2 separate regions of the Homo sapiens genome follow, and region 2 is linked to region 1. A link is a loop called in an ENCODE intact Hi-C map of the cell type or tissue named here. Cell type or tissue: heart left ventricle. All regions are shown on one strand. Links, peaks and the distances in the headings refer to the core of each region. The heading gives the core; the rest is flanking DNA.

Region 1 (8,552 bases), core at 157-8,156:
AAAATGCATTTACATAAAAGAAAGGAAAGACATTGCTGACTGATGACAACCAGTGAGGTCTCCTGATATACTGTCAAGTGTTCTAGGAAGCAGTGGAGCTTTGCAGAGAAAACAAATACAGAATTTGGCTCAGTTTGCTAGAAAAGACCATGCAAGTGAGGACCCTACAGTTACAGCTTTATTAGCCACACTATAAACCCACGTCTTGTCCACCCCTTCTGAATTGGGGGTTGATCTTTATACCTTTTGAAAAGTACAACCCAGAACACGTTTTTTGCACTGAAGGGTACAGGAAAGAAAAATGACTGCAGGTCCATAACTACACAAAGTCATATCCAACTACTCTTGCAATAATTAAACTTGTCCAATCCCAGGGACAAGATTTGTAGCTAATTTATTTCTCAGAGTTTGCTTGAAACATCTATTGCTTAAAGTTAAACCTGAGAGACATATCACTGGGAATATTTTATGGCAACAGTGGGGATTAGGTAAAAGAAGTCATTAAATGTTTTTCACAATGAAAGTACTACAGCTTTGCTCTGTGGCCTTGAAAGTTGGAAATGTATGCTCTTGTGTGGGAGCAGTAACAAAACTGTTTCTGAGGAAAACTGCAGTCCCTATCATGGCACAGCATGCAGAAGTAGAATGATCTTCTGCTCAGGCTACATTTTAGCTACTCATCTCAATTGTCATCTCAAATTTACTCATCTCAATTTTCACAAGAGAACGTGACTCCTATCTTTAACTTAGTGAATTGTTTGGGTCTTCAAAAGAAAAAGCTGCTCTGGATCTTAGGCCTAGAATGTCTCAGTCAGCTCTGACTTGAAAAGTGGAAAGGGAAACTCTGTTGAGAGGAACCAAGCATAGTGGGCTTTACTGGACTAGGTCCTGTCCTTTTGGGATTGTAACCTGACATGTGTGCTTATCTTAGAATAGGGAGGCAGATAGCTGTCTAGCTGGGCCCACTCTTCTCCACCTGACTTGACAGAATTGCCTTTGGGTGAGATGACATCAACACACATTAAGAAAGAGCTCCATTAAAGAGATTTACTGTTGAACATACTGTAAAAGGTGGGACCGAGGATACTGTCCCCAGTAGTTACATGCTCCTCTTCACCCCTCTTTATTCCAGGTATTGCTGGTGCTGCTGTTAAGTGGCTTCTTTGTGTTCTATGATCACTGTGAAGCTTGTAACTAATCATGTTTACCTTATTTTGGTCACTTTCAGAAAGTGGAGAGCCAAATGTGTGGACTACTGCTAATAGGTATACTGGAATTTACAGCATGATGTTTGTGAAGTTGCTTTTATTTGAAGTTGTCCTACCAACTTCCTGCAAATGTCACCCTTATTTATTCACTTATTTTGTTTTTAAATTTTTTTTTTTTTACTGAAGAATAATATACACTTACTTGTTGTTTAAACTCATTGTGTTATTTGACTATTTGTAAATTTCTCAACATATTTTTAAGCCAAGGAAGTGCATGTGTGTTGTGGGTATGTTCATGCACACACACGTGTAAAATGAACATACTGTAGGGAATTCAAATAAAAAAGACAAATAACTATCAACCTCTCTGCAGCTTGGTTCATCATCTGTAAGATGAGCATTCTTCATCCAAAATAATGCTTTTCTCCTTTCTTCATGGCCCCTTGTAATTTTAGTCATTTCTCTGGGTCTGAAGAGTAAAGGTTGCCAACTCTGTGAACAAGGACCAGCTACATAATTTGCAGCACCAGTGAAAAATGAAAATATGGGACCTCTTGTTCAAAACATATTAGGTATTTCAAGATGGCAGTGGCAGAGCATTACACCAAGCATGGGGCCTATCCAAGAGTGGGGCTCTGTGTTATTGCACAGGTCACATGCCCATGATGCAGGTCCTGCTGTGAACTTGGAGATCTTCCGGGGTCAACACTGTGGCTTGATACTACTCTCCAGCAACAGGGTCAGGGTGTAGTCTCAAATTTCGCTTCCTCTGGAAGAGAAGTTTTAACCTATAGGTAGAAAGTGTTGTGTAGAGTTCAAAAATGTGTTTGCTAGTATCTAGTATCCTTAAGTTCAAAGACTGGTTTGCTACTTAGTAGCTTTATAATCTTGGGCATATAATGTCCCTAAGACTTTATTTCCCTACCTTTAAAATGAGGATAATGGAGGCCAGGCATAGTGGCTCATGCCTGTAATCCTAGCACTTTGGGAGGCCAAGGCAGGCAGATTGCCTGAGCTCAGGAGTTCGAGACCAGCCTGGGCAACATGGTGAAACCCCATCTCTACTAAAATACAAAAAATTAGCTGGGCGTGGTGGCATGCACCTGTAGTCCTGGCTACTCAGGAGGCTGAGGTAGGAGAATTGCTTGAACCCGGGAGGTGGAGGTTGCAGTGAGCTGAGATCACACCACTGCACTCCAGCCTGGGCGACAGAGCAAAATTCCATCTCCATTGAAAAAATAATAATAAATTAAAAAAAAAATAAGGATGATGGTAGAGCCAACTTTCTAGAATTGTTGCAAGTAAACAAGAAAAGCCATGCATGATACCAGAAGTGTGGCAAGCTCCAAATAAATAATGAATAATAGCTCTTATGATTATCTTTTACCTTTTTTATTTTTTACAGGCCCAAGATATTCCTTTTGTGTATCTGTTCAGGGAGTCCTTTATACCTTTTCTTCCAGATCTAGATTTCTGGATATGTTCCTTGACTACATCACTAAGCTGCACTTCAAACAGTTTCTGACCTACTGTTTTTATATCCCTGATTTAGTCTCACTAATATGATGTTATGCTGCACAATTATTATGATTTTCCTGAACTTCAGTTCTGCCAGTGATGGAAGGATAATAAGATAGAAAGAAGTGATAGACATCTTGACCTGGTGATATTAACAAGATGACGTATTGATGAAATGTTTTGAGTTCCCAGGGTTGGAGGTATCATAGAAATTATTATGGATTTCTAATACCGCTTAATGCACTGGGAGGCCTGCTCCCTTCCCTGGAGAATCTTCTGAAACTCTTTGCCTTGGGGAAAAGTAACTGCTGACATTTGCCCTGTCAGGTCTTTTAAATATTTGGTCAGAATCATCAGCTGCAACACTTGAAGTATTTAATAACTGGGAGAAAGTATGCTTGTGTATGGTGTATACTATTAAAAATTACCAATCAGAGAGTGCCACTATTCCATCAGAAGTTGCCCTAGGGTAAGATCCAGTAAGGCCACTCACAGCATGGTAATGTCCAGTAAAATCATACCAGGTGTGTATCATCAGCTGATTATGATTCCTTTGTGGGCCTTTTTAAAAAAATACTGGTTGCATTTACAAGTAATACAATGTTACTTGGGCAGGTTTGGCATTTGGCAGGTGAAGGAAAAGTCTACTAGTCCAACAGTTGCTCTCCTGTCACCTATAAGAGTTATAGCCTACATGGACATGTTTTTATTATCACATAGATCAAGAGTTAAATACAGTACAAATTCATGGAAATCATCGAGGTTTCAGGTATTCAAGCACTAACTGAAAAATACTTTGAACCTACCAGCTGGCTAACACTAGCAATTTTCACAATGTAATTACTATCATAAAAAATTCAAAGGACACATTTTAAAGAAATAATTCTTTTAAGTGTATTGTTTTCTTGGTTACTTATTCCAAACACTGCATTGCTCCCCACCCCTTATCCTCACAAAAAATATCTTCTGACTTTTTTGCTAAGTTGTACATTTGGTAAATGTTTCTAGTTGCTTAGGGCCTAGTTTAAATAGTAAAATAAATAAGGGCAAAACTTTGTTGGTTTCTTAAGGAAAAAAGTAATGGATCATGCAAAATCAGCATAAGTATTTTTAAAAGGCATATTGAAAAACCATGTCCCAAATTAAATGAATACTAGAGTACTCTATTCTCATTTACTCATTCCAACAAAGACTGACTCATGTTTCTCTAGATAAAGTAAAAAAAAAAATCCTGTTTTGGGCGGCAATTGTCATTGAGTATGGGGTTTAATTGGAAGAAAACATAGGGAAATGCTAAATGTGGCTAATGTGATTTGCACCTGTGTAAACAAGCAATGCCATTGTCCAGGCAGATCTTGGTCCTTCCAGTCGAGGATTTTTTTTTTTCCCCTATACCACCTCTCCTTGGATTCATAGAAAAAAATTTAGATTTAGGATGGTACTGTGAGGGATGGAGGGATGTGTTTGTGTAGAGAAAGATTATGAGAGAGAGGATTTGTTGTGGGATAGTGAGAGTGGCTAGGGAAACCATTTGGCTAGGGAAGGAGCTTTTAGAATGGCTTTCAGAATGTGGTTCTCAGCATGTGCCCCTTGGAACCGAACCACAGTATCAGCATCATTTGACAGCTTTGTTAGAAATAAAATTCTTGTGCACAATCCCAGACCTTCTGGATTAGAAACACTGGGGTGGTTCCAAAGGGTTGTTTGATTAAGCCTTCCAAGTGATCCTGGTGCCACTGAGTTTTGGAACAACTACCTTGAAGGACAGTGAAGACCTGCTTGAGTGACTGGAGAATAAGGATAATCCACAAAGAATCTCAGCTAACGACCCTTTGGTGCCTTTGTTTCTGAGAGGTTATGATCCTTCAAGGTCATAGCTGCGTAAGGCATCATTCCTGGTTTTTATGTGGTTGAGGACTTCTACCTACATTCCATTTGGTTATAACTATTTTTCATATCAACGGTTATTTGCCTCAAAGGAATCCTCAGTACATATTGCTCATTTTGCTCTTTCCTCATAAAAAAAAAAAGAGTTTAGGTAGTTTACTAAGTTGATTTTTTAAGAATATATTTTATCTTTTCGAAAATAGTTTTCCATTTAGACATTTGTTCCTCATTTTAATTTAGTTTGTTACATTTTGCTGAGGAACTTGAGCTCAGCTTTTCTACCTCAAAGTTTTGACTACTTATTCTGTGCTAAAAACTTTTAATTTTGGACATTATATTTGGTAAAATCAACCACAGCATTTGGAAGGTCTGCCAGGAAATTTGAGGTTTCCGTGCAACTTGAATATTGCATAATTCAACATTTTACCCATTTTTTCGATGTAGTTTCCCCAATCAGGGAAAGAAATGGTTATTGCAACATTGGATTTTTTTAAGCATGCCACCTTATGAGACAATTTTTGGATTTATTTAATTATCATGCCTGGAAACACATGCTTCCCTCCTTTTCCTTTTCTTTTTCTTTTATTCCTTTTCCCTGTTTTCCATCTTGTTTTAATTTTTTCTTTCATTTTTATAGATCAGAAAAGGCTTCTGCTTTCTTTAAAAAATAAAACTACTTGAAAAGAAAAAAATCAAGAATTAGAAAGAAGAGTATAACAATAAAGAAGGAGGGGTCACAGGTGAACGAGATGTGGTCAACACACACAAAGGAGAACAAAAAGTAAGGTTTAAAGTAACTGGGCCGGGCGTGGTGGCTCATGCCTGTAATCCCAGCACTTTGGTAGGCCAAGGTGGGCAAATCACCTGAGGTCAGGAGTTCGAGACCAGCCTGGCCAACATGGTGAAACCCTGTCTCTACTAAAAATACAAACATCAGACAGGACTGGTGGTGGGCGCCTGTAATCCCGGCTACTCTGGAGGCTCAGGCATGAGAATCACTTGAACCTAGGAAGTAGAGTTTACAGTGAGCTGAGATCACACCACTGTACTCCAGCCTGGGCGATATAGCGAGACTTCATCTCTGAATAAATAAACAAATAATGATAATTTAAAAAATAACTGGAAATGTGAACTAGAAGGTGGGACAGTCTCAGAAGGTACATTGGGAATCTTGAGTCTGACATAGGGTATGTGGCATCTTAAGTTATGGGCTGCATATAGTAGTTATAACATGAACAAGTAACTTCCGGTCAGTGGCTCACTTGCTAATCAATCTTGTGGTTTAGTTACGTTCTATTGCTGAGACTCTGAAAGTCATATTTATAATACCTGTTTTTCAATGTTGTCATGGGATGAAGAGAAATTATATATGTAAAGAAGGCTGAGTCCCAGACATGAGATACTGACTACCAGTATGTGTTCATACTTTTAGTTGTGATTCATCTGTTTCAATAGTTGTATGATACTTCATTGTGTTAATATGCCACAATTTATTTATCCACTTATATGGCAAAGGATATTCTGGGGAATATCCTAGGGATTTCAGTTTTCTTGATAATGTAATGAATATTCATGTATATCTCTTTGATGCACATCTGCAGAGTTTTCACTAAAACAAATAACTGGGATTGGAATTGTTGGGTACTAGGCTGTAAGCCTATTTCCTAGACAATGTCAGATTAACTTCCAAGTGGTTGCACATATTGACACTTCCACAACAAGTATATAGGCTTTCCCTTTGTTGCACATATTTGTCAATAATTGGTGTTACTAGACTAAAATATTTGCAAATTTCATAGGTAAAAATTGTGTTTCTTGGGGTTTCATTTTGCGTTTTCCTAATTACCAATGAGATTGATCATATTTCCATATATCTAGGGGCCATTGTGTTTCCATTTTTTGAGAAATGTTCATTTAGAGAATTTTTTCAAAAATTTCTATAGTGTTGTTTTATTTTGTTTATTGATTTGCGGGAATCTTTGATATATTTTGGAATCCAATTATTTTTCCTTTTTCAGTCATGTGCAATGAAAATAAATTGTCCTAGTTTTGGCTTGTGTTTTTACTGATGTCCTTTGCTATATAGGATGTCTTATTCTAATGTGTGGTTTTATTTTTTAGGATTTGCATATTGCATAAGTGTGTGTGCCTTGTTTAAGAAATTCTCTCCTTCCCAGAAAACATAAAGACGATCTCTAGACTATCTTCCAAATTTTAAGGTTTTGTTTTCACTTTTAGGTTTTTTAATCCCTTGGCATTTATTTTCTGTGCACAGGATGAGATAGTGATCAATGTAATATTTTTTTAGCATGCACAACAAATGGCAACATCACTGTTTAATGAATAATCCACCATTTCCACACCACTCTGTTTGGCCACCTGTGCCATGTATCAATCCTTCATATAAGGGTGGGTCTGATTCTGAGATCTCTATTCTGTGTCCTTCATATATTTATGTTCCACTTCCATGTTGTCTTACTTAGAGCCTATTTATGATAAATGCTGATATCTGATAGGTAGTGCAGTTACTTTTGTCATGCTCTTCTTCTGGATTGAGTATTAGCTCTTTGCTTTTCTATGTAAATATTAAAATAGCTTAAGAAGTTATTGCTGCTGTATGTGTTGTTAAACAACATGCTTCAAAACAATATGCTCTATGCAATAAATACATACAATTTTATCCATTGAGAAATAAATAAAATTTTAACTATTAAAAAAGAAGTAACAAATACACATACACATTTACGTGCAATTTTTCATGGAACTGCATCGAATGTATACAAGGATTTAGGGGAAAATTTTTAGTTTGTGATATTTAGTCCTCCAATCGCCAAACAGGAAATGTTTATTTACTTAGTTTTCAACTTACTTTTTTGTTGTTGTTGTTGTTGTCCTTGGAATTCTCATTAATTGCTTTTATATGGGATCAGTAATATATTTCCAGATTTGGTTATTGGTATTAATCTGGAATTTGATCATTTTTTAGTGGAGTGCTAACACATATTTTAGTATATCTAGTCGAGTATCCTACCAGGAGTAGAAGATTTATATAGAGGATTTTCACATGTAGTTCTTTATAGAAATACGTATGATGTCTTTGAGTTTATTTTCTCTGCCAGCCTGTATATGTATGCTTACAAAAAATACTTATCTATTTACTTTGTAGGTGGAAAAATGCTAATCACTGAAAGAAAACATTTTCGGTCAGGAAGAATTGCACAAAGTATGTCTGAAGCAAATTTGATTGACATGGAAGCTGGAAAACTCTCAAAAAGTTGCAATATTACAGGTATGGGAATTTATAACTGTTGTGATTTGTCCATGTAAGTATATGAAATTCATCACCAATAATTGTTGAAGGTCTACCTCTGAAAATGCTGGAAGATGAAAAGAATTATAAAATCTTGTTTTTATCATAGAAATAGTTAAAAAGATGTGCAAAATAAAATAGCACAGCCAACAGATTATGATAAATATTATAAAAAGGAAAAATGTTGTTAATAAATGAGTGTTATATGCAATAACTATAATGAATTTGGGGGTAAAAAGGCTCTCTGAAGGTTGATTGACCTAGGAAATCTTCATGGAGCATCAAAAAATTAACCTGATCCTCAGAGGAAAAGTAAGTTTTAAGAGAGTTAGGGGTAATTGTATTAAAGAAAAGTGTGAATATAAGAGAAATGCCACCTTTATTTTTCAAAATCCGTCTTCTAATTTTTAGCATATAACACTTAAAAACATTTCAATTAAGGTAATGTTTCTATGTATATTAAACAAAAGAAATTCTGACAGTTTGCTTGAATTATTTTTTCAGTAGAACTTCTGAAAATTTGGTTGGCTCTTCTGCCTGTCTCTAAAAGCAGCACTAGCTTCACAAAGTCTACAGAGTCTTTATAATTATTTACTAAGAAATGACCAAGTACGAGTTGCTCTACACAA
Region 2 (8,552 bases), core at 311-8,310, 240 kb before region 1:
GCTCATTGCAACCTCCGCCTCCCGGATTCAAGGGATTCTCCTGCCTATGCCTCCTGAGTAGGTGGGACTACAGGTGCCCGCCACTGCGCCTGGCCAATTTTGTATTTTTAGTAGAGACGGGGTTTCACCACGTTGGCCAGGCTGATCTGGAACTCCTGACCTCAGGTGATCCACCCGCCTTGGCCTCCCAAAATGCTGGGATTACAGGTGTGAGCCACCACACCCGGCCCAGTCCTTTCTTTAGCATGGTTAATTATGGGTCTTTTGGGGGAACATCATCCTCTACAGACACTCTTCTGTGCTTTGATTATTAAGCTTTGGCCTACCTGAAGTTTGGTCGACATAATGCTGTTGTTCCATGAGAGCACATGAGGTTTTGCACTGATCAAGTATAGCCTGAGACAAATTGTGAGGGTGAAGGCATTGCATACAATTCCTGCAAGGGGAAACAGAAGTGAAAATATTTATTCTTTAAAAAGGTGGTGGACTATAATATTTTCTGCAAGAAAAAAAAAGACAAAATAACAATGCAGAAACAATTCAAATTTTGATTATGTTCATTAGAACTAACTCCATCATTACATCGAAGGATTGCATTTCCAAATGATTTAAATAAATTACCATGCATAATTCTAAAAAACTTACTTGAGCTACTAATCTGAGAAAGTCAATGGTTTAAAATGTTGAATAAAACAAACTGGAAGTTACAGTGTTTAGATTAGAAGTCTTTGTGCAGATCTCAAATTGTTACTGAAAAATTTATTGGCACAAAACAGTAATGTCACCTTCATTTAATATATAACCTTTCATTTATATATCACTTATTTCTAGGGTGTGTCACAGACACCATTGTTCTTTATCATTAAAATATTAAAAATAAGGCCGGGCGCAGTGGCTCACGCCTGTAATCCCAGCACTTTGGGAGGCCGAGGTGGGTGGATCACGAGGTCAGGAGATTGAGACCATCCTGGCTAACACGGTGAAACCCCGTCTCTACTAAAAATACAAAAAAAAAAAAAATTAGCCCGGCGTGGTGGCGGGCACCTGTAGTCCCAGCTACTCGGGAGGCTGAGGCAAGAGAATGGCGTGAACCCGGGAGGCGGAGCTTGCAGTGACATGTCACTGCACTCCAGCCGGGTGACAGAGCGAGACTCTGTCACAAAAAAAAAATATATATATATATTAAATATAAAACATAGCAGTAACAGCTAACATTTATTCTATGATTGCCATGCATCAAGTACAAAGGTGAGTTTTTTTATATGAATCATTTGATACTTTCACAGATATACAGCAAGGTATTATTACTATCCTCACTTTTGATATCAGGAAACTGAGGCACAGAAAATTATAACAACTTGTCCGAGATCACACGCTTACTAAATAGTAAGCTGGGTAGCAGGCAACCTCTAATTTCAAAAAAAGCTAAGGTAGTGAGTGTCCAGATATACTCTGATGCTTCCACAGCTATCCAGGGGTCAAAGATTTGAATTCAAGTCTTCTAATTCATAGCATTTCTCATTTAATTCTTTTTTAGCATGGTGGTCACAATGTATCTGGCAACGTTTAAGATTAAGGAAGTCAGAACGAAAAAGGACAAAAGTAGCTATTCTTTGTGTATGTTTGGAGTCAAAGAAATCATACCAGTTTTCCTTGCAGGCTGTATAACAGGTGGGGCAGTGTTCACAGAAGCGGCCGATGCTCCTGGGATCGGTGCACTCACACCTTCCACACACACACGTGCCTCTTCCACTGCACACTTGGCCCTTTGAATTGACACAGTGCTGGGCTGCTGCTGAAGGGCACTGGCATCGATCACCTTCCCAGCCACTGAAGCATTGGCATCTGCCTGCTTCACACTCTCCATGCCCTGTGAGGAAGACACCGCAGGACCTATGTTATCTGGATCACTGACTTTGTAAAGAGTTTTCAACCATGGATTCCTGTATCATCTCCATGGAAACGCACTGACAGTCCAATGAATGGGAACAGCATCACTTTTTCATTGGTCTGACACAAACAGTGCTGGATTTAGGAGGGTCTGTTTTCAAAGCTGTTCTACTGTAGATAATCTCCCCATGCTAATGCACTCCGCTAACAAGCACGAAGGGCACCCCTGCTTCAGTGGCTGCCAGACTACTTGAATGTCATTGCATATTCCGTTTTACATTAAAAACACACATATCAAGAAACTGCAAAGGCCAAAGTAATGTTAACTGCCTGACTTGAAATTAGAAAAGATACAGGTATTTGATATGGCTTCCATCACCTATTCTCTCAGTCTTCTGATGTTGCTGAAGGCCTAGGATAACTTTGCAGGACTGTGAGGCAAACTTTTCTAGTGCTTCAGTACTGCTAGTGCCATGTTTAAAGATCAGGTCTCTTGAGAAGTTGAACAATTGCATTCACATCCTCAGTGCACTATTTAGTAAGTTAGCAGAGCAGATCCTCCTCTATACTGTGAGCAGTTCTTAGATGGTAAATGAAAAAAAGAAAGAAAGATGGTGTGTGTGGTGGGGGAACATTATGCATGTGGGGTGAAGAAAACATAGTTACACATAGTTAAATGGATTTTAGACAGTAAAAGTGTCCAAAACTTAATATGCCAATGTGCACTAGAAATCGTCAAAAGGGGGTACATTTCACATGATGATATAGGAATTCTGAAGCTTATCTAGCCACAAACCAACCTTCCTCTTTTCTCCCTCTCCCTTCCTTCCTCCTTCCTTCCCTCCCTTCCTTCCTTCTATCTCTCTCCCTTCCTTTCCTTTCTTAGCTCCCTCTCTCTCTTCTTTTATTGCTGAGCACCTCACAGGGTAATTGTTCCACAGATTCTACTGTAGGACCAGCTCAATTTGCTAAGTGTAAAACTAATGAGGTCCAGGCCAGACAAATGTCGGCCAAGCCCTCTGTGCTGTGCAGGCTTATGCTGACTCCCCGCCAGCAGGCCTGTGAACATGTGTTTTTATTCCCAAAGGAGACTAGTGGAGAAAGTACATGTCAGTTACAGTCTGCACTTACACAGAAACAATTCAAAGCAGATTCTCAACTGCTTGTGGGTCAGTAGTATCATACTCATATAGAAAAGCTAGTACATTCGATATTTCACTGCAAACAGAGACTGGGACAAATACTCAAATGTATTTGAAACCCTCTTGAGAGATTGACAGCTGTGGGACGTGACTTCAGAAAATTCTTTCTCTTCACTGTAAAATAATATTTTTCCTCCCTATAAAATACAGTAGACAACTGCTGCTTCATTCTAAAGTCATCTATAATCCATCCTACCCATGATGTCAGTTACAGTTGAATAAATGTTTGTATATTAAGATATTCTATGTATGTTACAGAATAAAAAGACAATTTTCCATTGCACATTTAGGTGATACAGGCCAAATTTTCAGCTGAGACTACATTATAGCATTTATTTTTTATAGGTTTGTTACGTCCCATATGCTTATGATGACGTTTCCATTCGTCAATAATTTAACAAATATTTATTTACTAAAATGCAAATACTAAAAAGATGTTTTTCTCAATGAGTAAATTTAGCACATTGTCACAGGAAAATTATCACAGAACTCAGATGACAGGTAGTTTATTTAATTCATTTAAAAACAGTATTTTGTTTTAGTTTGCTAATGTTGATTAGATTTTCTGGAATCTAACCTGTAGGTGGCAGTAAATTGAATGGCCCAAGAGTGATCTTCGTATTTTTATTTTAATTTATTTCATGTTTAAAATTTGGTCTGTGTGTGGCCTCAAGGACGAATCTTTTAGATTACTTAGTAAGGCAGTATTTTCTTGAAGAATGCTGTCCTTTGGCAGTTTTGTTGCTGGTGGTGGCCCAAAATAAACTGGAGAGGCTTAAATTACTGCCAGCTTAGAATACCATTTATAATAATGCATTAAGGATTTTCATATGAATGAAAAGTATACTCTTATAGCTCACTCCCCATCATCCTGACAGAAATAAAATCCTCTGAGCAAGTTGGAGGGAGTGACCATTTACCAGAATGAATCAGATCCTTCTAGAAGAATACTCTGATTCTTCTGGAAAATGTGTCAGATATCATCAGCATTTCCTTTTCTGGTATATTTCTTTCCAAGATCAAGGAAAGCATGAGAATAACAATTAATTTTAGGTTTTTATTTTGAAGCATTTCCTGTATAAAATAGGTTAAGATATAAATATCAAAATCACGTACTATAAATCTGTTGCCATGCCCTAATTTCATGGACTTTGAAACTTTGAATAACAAATTCAGATTCAGTTTTGCTAATTTATAAACATGTGATTTAAAGACACTTTAACATCTATGCTGGTGTAATAGTGACAAGTAAAAGCTGCCTGTATATATTTATACTCACCAGCACACAGATTTCCATGGTGATATGGACAAGAAAAGTCATCCTTTTCACAGTATTTTCCATACACTTTTCCAAGCTTAATTTTGTGACATGAACATTTCCCACAAACACAAACTCCTCGACCACTGCAAACAGGCTGATCCTTGTGTGACTTGCAACTCTCAGAAGAAAACTGATCTTCATCAAAATGACATTTATTCTCATCACACTGGAAACACTTGGAATCTAGAAAAGTTTCATCTACACACTTTCCTTTAGGTCCTCTGTTGTCCTCACACTGACAGCTGCAGTTTCTGTGTATATGAATTTTAGCGGTTTCATTAAAACCAATAGGTTTGATTATTGCATAGTTTTTTCCTCCTGTGACATCACATTTTTTCATTGTAACTGTTACATTGAAAAGAACCTAAATTTAGGAGGAAAAAGGAAATATATTTATATACCTTAATTATTTTTATTACCAATATTATATCTGTTAATAACTGAATTGATAAGAAACCATCTTAGAGAAATTAACGATATTTGTAAAAGAAACACATGTAATCTCTTTCATATATATGCAACATCTCTTTTTAAAGTCATTTATTTTCCAATGAATGAACTTGAGGGTTAAAGAATATAATAACTACTAATCCCTATATTGCACCATTAAATAGACTTGAGTGCAAGCCTATCTGAAGCATCTACCCCATCACTGATGATTAATTTCTTAGCAAACATGAGAAAGAATAGGCCATTTTCTAAACTCAGCCATTAAAATGTGGGGTATTGAATATTTGACACTAGAGATAGATCACATAAACCAAAGTAAAGGGCTTCTGCTCTACTGGTTTAAAACCCTGAGATGAGGCCTGGCGTGGTGGCTCACACCTGTAATCCCAGCACTTTGGGAGGCTTAGGCGGTTGGATCACTTGAGGTCAGGAGTTCGAGATCAGCCTAGCCAACATGGTGAAACCCTATCTCTACTAAAAATTCAAAAATTAGCTGAGCATGGTGGCGCGCACCTGTAGTCTCAGCTACTTGGGAGGGAGGCTGAGGCAGGAGAATTGCTTGAACCCGGAAGACAGAGGTTGCAGTGAGCCGAGATTGCACCACTGCACTACAGCTTGAGTGACACAGCGAGACTCTATCTCAAAAATAAATAAATAAATAAAAATCAAAACCCTGAGATAAGATGTTCAAATGAACAGTTTTAATTTTGTTCCTATTTTCTAGGAGCCCAAGTAAAGTTTCGGAGTTAAATTTTAGTTTATACAGGGTTTCAGTGGAGGAAAACCTGTGGCCTTCTCTGATGTTACTCGAAAGAAAAATGTTTAGGACTCTCATTTGCAAATCTTAAGACCTCAACACAGGTTATCTATTTGTCTCCATGGAAGAAGATAGCCCAGAACTAAGGAGCTGTGCTGGCAGGAATTGGTCAAATGTTTTCTTTTTCTCTATTTCTTCTTTTTGCACAACACAATTGATTTAATATGTCTATTTATATTTGTTGGCTCACCTTACCATCTTTAGGTACTTTGGTAAATAAGAAGGTATATTTCTTTCACGTTGGATTGAGATCCATTACAATTTAAAATTAATTTGCGCTGAGCTTTTTGGTTGGAATATATATCTACGATATAATAATATAAAGTATCTAAATTTGGCTTATATATACATGAAACATTAGAATTTGTTCCATAATATTAAAATCAATACAGTTGGTGTTATGCTTAAAATGCTTTTGTCTTTGAGAATGCTGAAGCTTAACAGATACATAAGTTAATGTGGCCACTGCCATCTCTAACAGTAGATCATACTCTGGGGTTTCTATAATTAAGAGGTCATATGACTATTCCTGAGAGTTAAACTATTTATACTACTCAATTGAAAATGAAGGAAAGATGGCATGTAAGCAAATGAAAAGAAAAAAAACAATGTAAAAGCTAAGAAAAACCATTCTTCCAAAATGACATTTTGAAGGAAATAACTATTTCTAAGACAGTAAGCGTTTTTTCATAAAGTAACTTAGTGCTATATTTGCTAGTAAAAAGTTTTCTCTGTAGTTTTAATGAAAAGCCAAAGTGCATTTTGCAAACTGGTATATGATGTCCTTTGAACAAAATCCACGGAGTGATCATAGAAGAAACCACAGAATTAGAAACTTGCAATAATTAATTTAAAATACACAGCTCTAAAATTCCTAAGATAGAAAAACATATTCTAACTAAAGAGAAGAGTCTCTTTTATTCATTTTTAGAATCTTCTATCACTTTCAATAACTTTTTCTTTTTTTCTATAGCATGACATTACATAATTAATCATCATTGCACTTTAGATTAAAAGGGGTTGGAAATCTACTAGTCCAAGTCATTCATTTAAACATGAGACAATGCCTCATGACGTAAATGACTCAATCAAAATCACTTCACCCAGCAAAGACTCCCTTAAAGAGTATGTTTCTTTGTGTTACTCTCTCCGTTGTGCCAATCCTTGGAGAATCTCTATCTCCTCTGGTGCTGTTTCCTGATACTGTTACAATCTGGATCTCTCTCCTTTACATCCCATTTTTTTTTTTTTGGTAAATGATGACTCTTCCCATTTTGTATTGTTCTTAATAAATTTCCCTACCTCCTTCTAGATAATTTAGATAATTATGAGTGTACTGGGGCAATCACAAAGTGAAAGATTTTGAAATTCTTAGCCTTTATCAACTGTTCTATCATTCCCATTCTTTTCTGTGATATGTGACTTTCAATTTTACATTTACTTTGAGAGTTTGTGAATATGAAATCAAAAAGGCATTATCATTATTATAAGTACAGACACTACTTATTTGAGAATATGTGATTTCCTAATTTATACCGGTCATGACGCCTAAGTTTAAAGTTACTATTGATACATGATTGTTTCATATTACACACACACGCACACACATATACATATTAAAACCTGAGAGTTGGAGAGAACAATCAGCTGAGCTAAAACAAGTAGGAACTTTGAGGAGAGACAATGAAAGTTTCCTTGAAGTATAAATAAGATTCTTAGAGTCAGTAGTAAGTAAAATTTTTCAGAATGGTTTGCTTTTTCTGTAAGAAAGTACGCCAAACAACTTAGTTTATTTTAAAAGGGAAAAATGCACACCCACATACTTCATCATTGCTCGTCACGTTTCTGCATCCTTCCATGCCTGGCTTTCTGGACCCATCTGGACAGATGGCGGTAATGTTAAAATAGATGCCTTGTACCTGGTTTTCCACCTGAACTTTCACTTCTGAAATGAGCTTCTGCAGAGACATTATTTTTAAATTACATACGAGAGTAGTTTCAAATGTCAGCAACAAAGCAGAGTCAAGCTTATTAAATCATTATAGATTTAATTTTAACTAGATCAAAGAGTCTGTTTCTATAAAAGGATGAATAAAAACAGTGTTTCCACATAATGACCCAATTATATTTGAAATACATAAGAAATACTGAAGGATTAGATTATCTGCATTCAAATTGTTCTATTTTTTTTACATATTTCCATGACTGCATTTTGAGCCCTTCAAAGATATTTATCAGTCTGTTAACAAAACAGTCATTTTTAATCCAGTAATAACTATATTTTATGATAAAGTGTAATTAAACCTTGAGAACACATATATCATCACAAAGGGTAAATCTTGACACCTTAAAATGTGGAAAATGCTTCTGCCATATAAAGCTGCTAAAGAAATATTTTTGTTTCAAACAATTGAGACTATCATGATAGCTAAAACGACTTATTGACACAGAATTGACAAGTACATTTTAGGGAGGCCATTTCTACACTGAAGGAGCAAGAATTACTGGACAGATATAGTTCTATAAGGCTCTCCAAGAATGGCTTAGAATTTTTCCCAAGTCCTTGGGACTTGTTTGTGTCAGTCAAGCTTGCTGCAATCCTTAATACCAAAATAGGTCCTCTTACTGGGCAGAAAACCATTCATTCATTTATTCACCCATGTATACACTCATTCAATAAATATCTATTTAATGCCTATTGTGTGGCAGGCACACACTAATTTCTTTCATTACAATCTTCAAATTCCAAAGGATCCAGCTACCTTTAATGTATACTTCAGATCTGTGTGCATTTTATTCCATACAACTAAGAGTCTACCACATGCAAAAATCCTTCACTTGCCAAAAAAAAAACAAACAAAAAAAAGGAAAA

Evidence for each region. A loop is a pair of places that touch in the nucleus more often than their neighbours do. Peaks named below come from ENCODE experiments on the same cell type or tissue, not always from the same donor. Only the 100,000 strongest peaks of a DNase experiment are listed, where the experiment ranks them.
Region 2: it touches region 1 in a loop (2.6-fold over the local background); 4 of 110 quality-filtered maps call a loop at or near these places.

The regions. Positions count from the first base shown.
Region 1 is chr7:20,161,098-20,169,649 of GRCh38, reverse strand. MACC1 (MET transcriptional regulator MACC1) reads left to right here. Exons shown (of 7, transcript NM_182762.4): 3 at 5,251-5,394; 4 at 7,780-7,902. The coding sequence starts at 7,788. Among named protein-coding and RNA genes, the nearest start is that of MACC1-AS1, 23 kb to the right of the region's middle. In heart left ventricle, for the core only: no CTCF peak of the experiment used is centred there; no DNase peak of the experiment used is centred there; H3K27ac peaks cover 1,675 bases.
Region 2 is chr7:20,397,946-20,406,497 of GRCh38, reverse strand. It overlaps ITGB8 (integrin subunit beta 8), which reads right to left. Exons shown (of 14, transcript NM_002214.3): 9 at 7,504-7,638; 10 at 4,372-4,777; 11 at 1,645-1,870; 12 at 327-436. Among named protein-coding and RNA genes, the nearest start is that of ITGB8-AS1, 70 kb to the right of the region's middle. In heart left ventricle, for the core only: a CTCF peak has its summit at 3,686 (motif pointing right); a DNase peak (open chromatin) is centred at 2,917.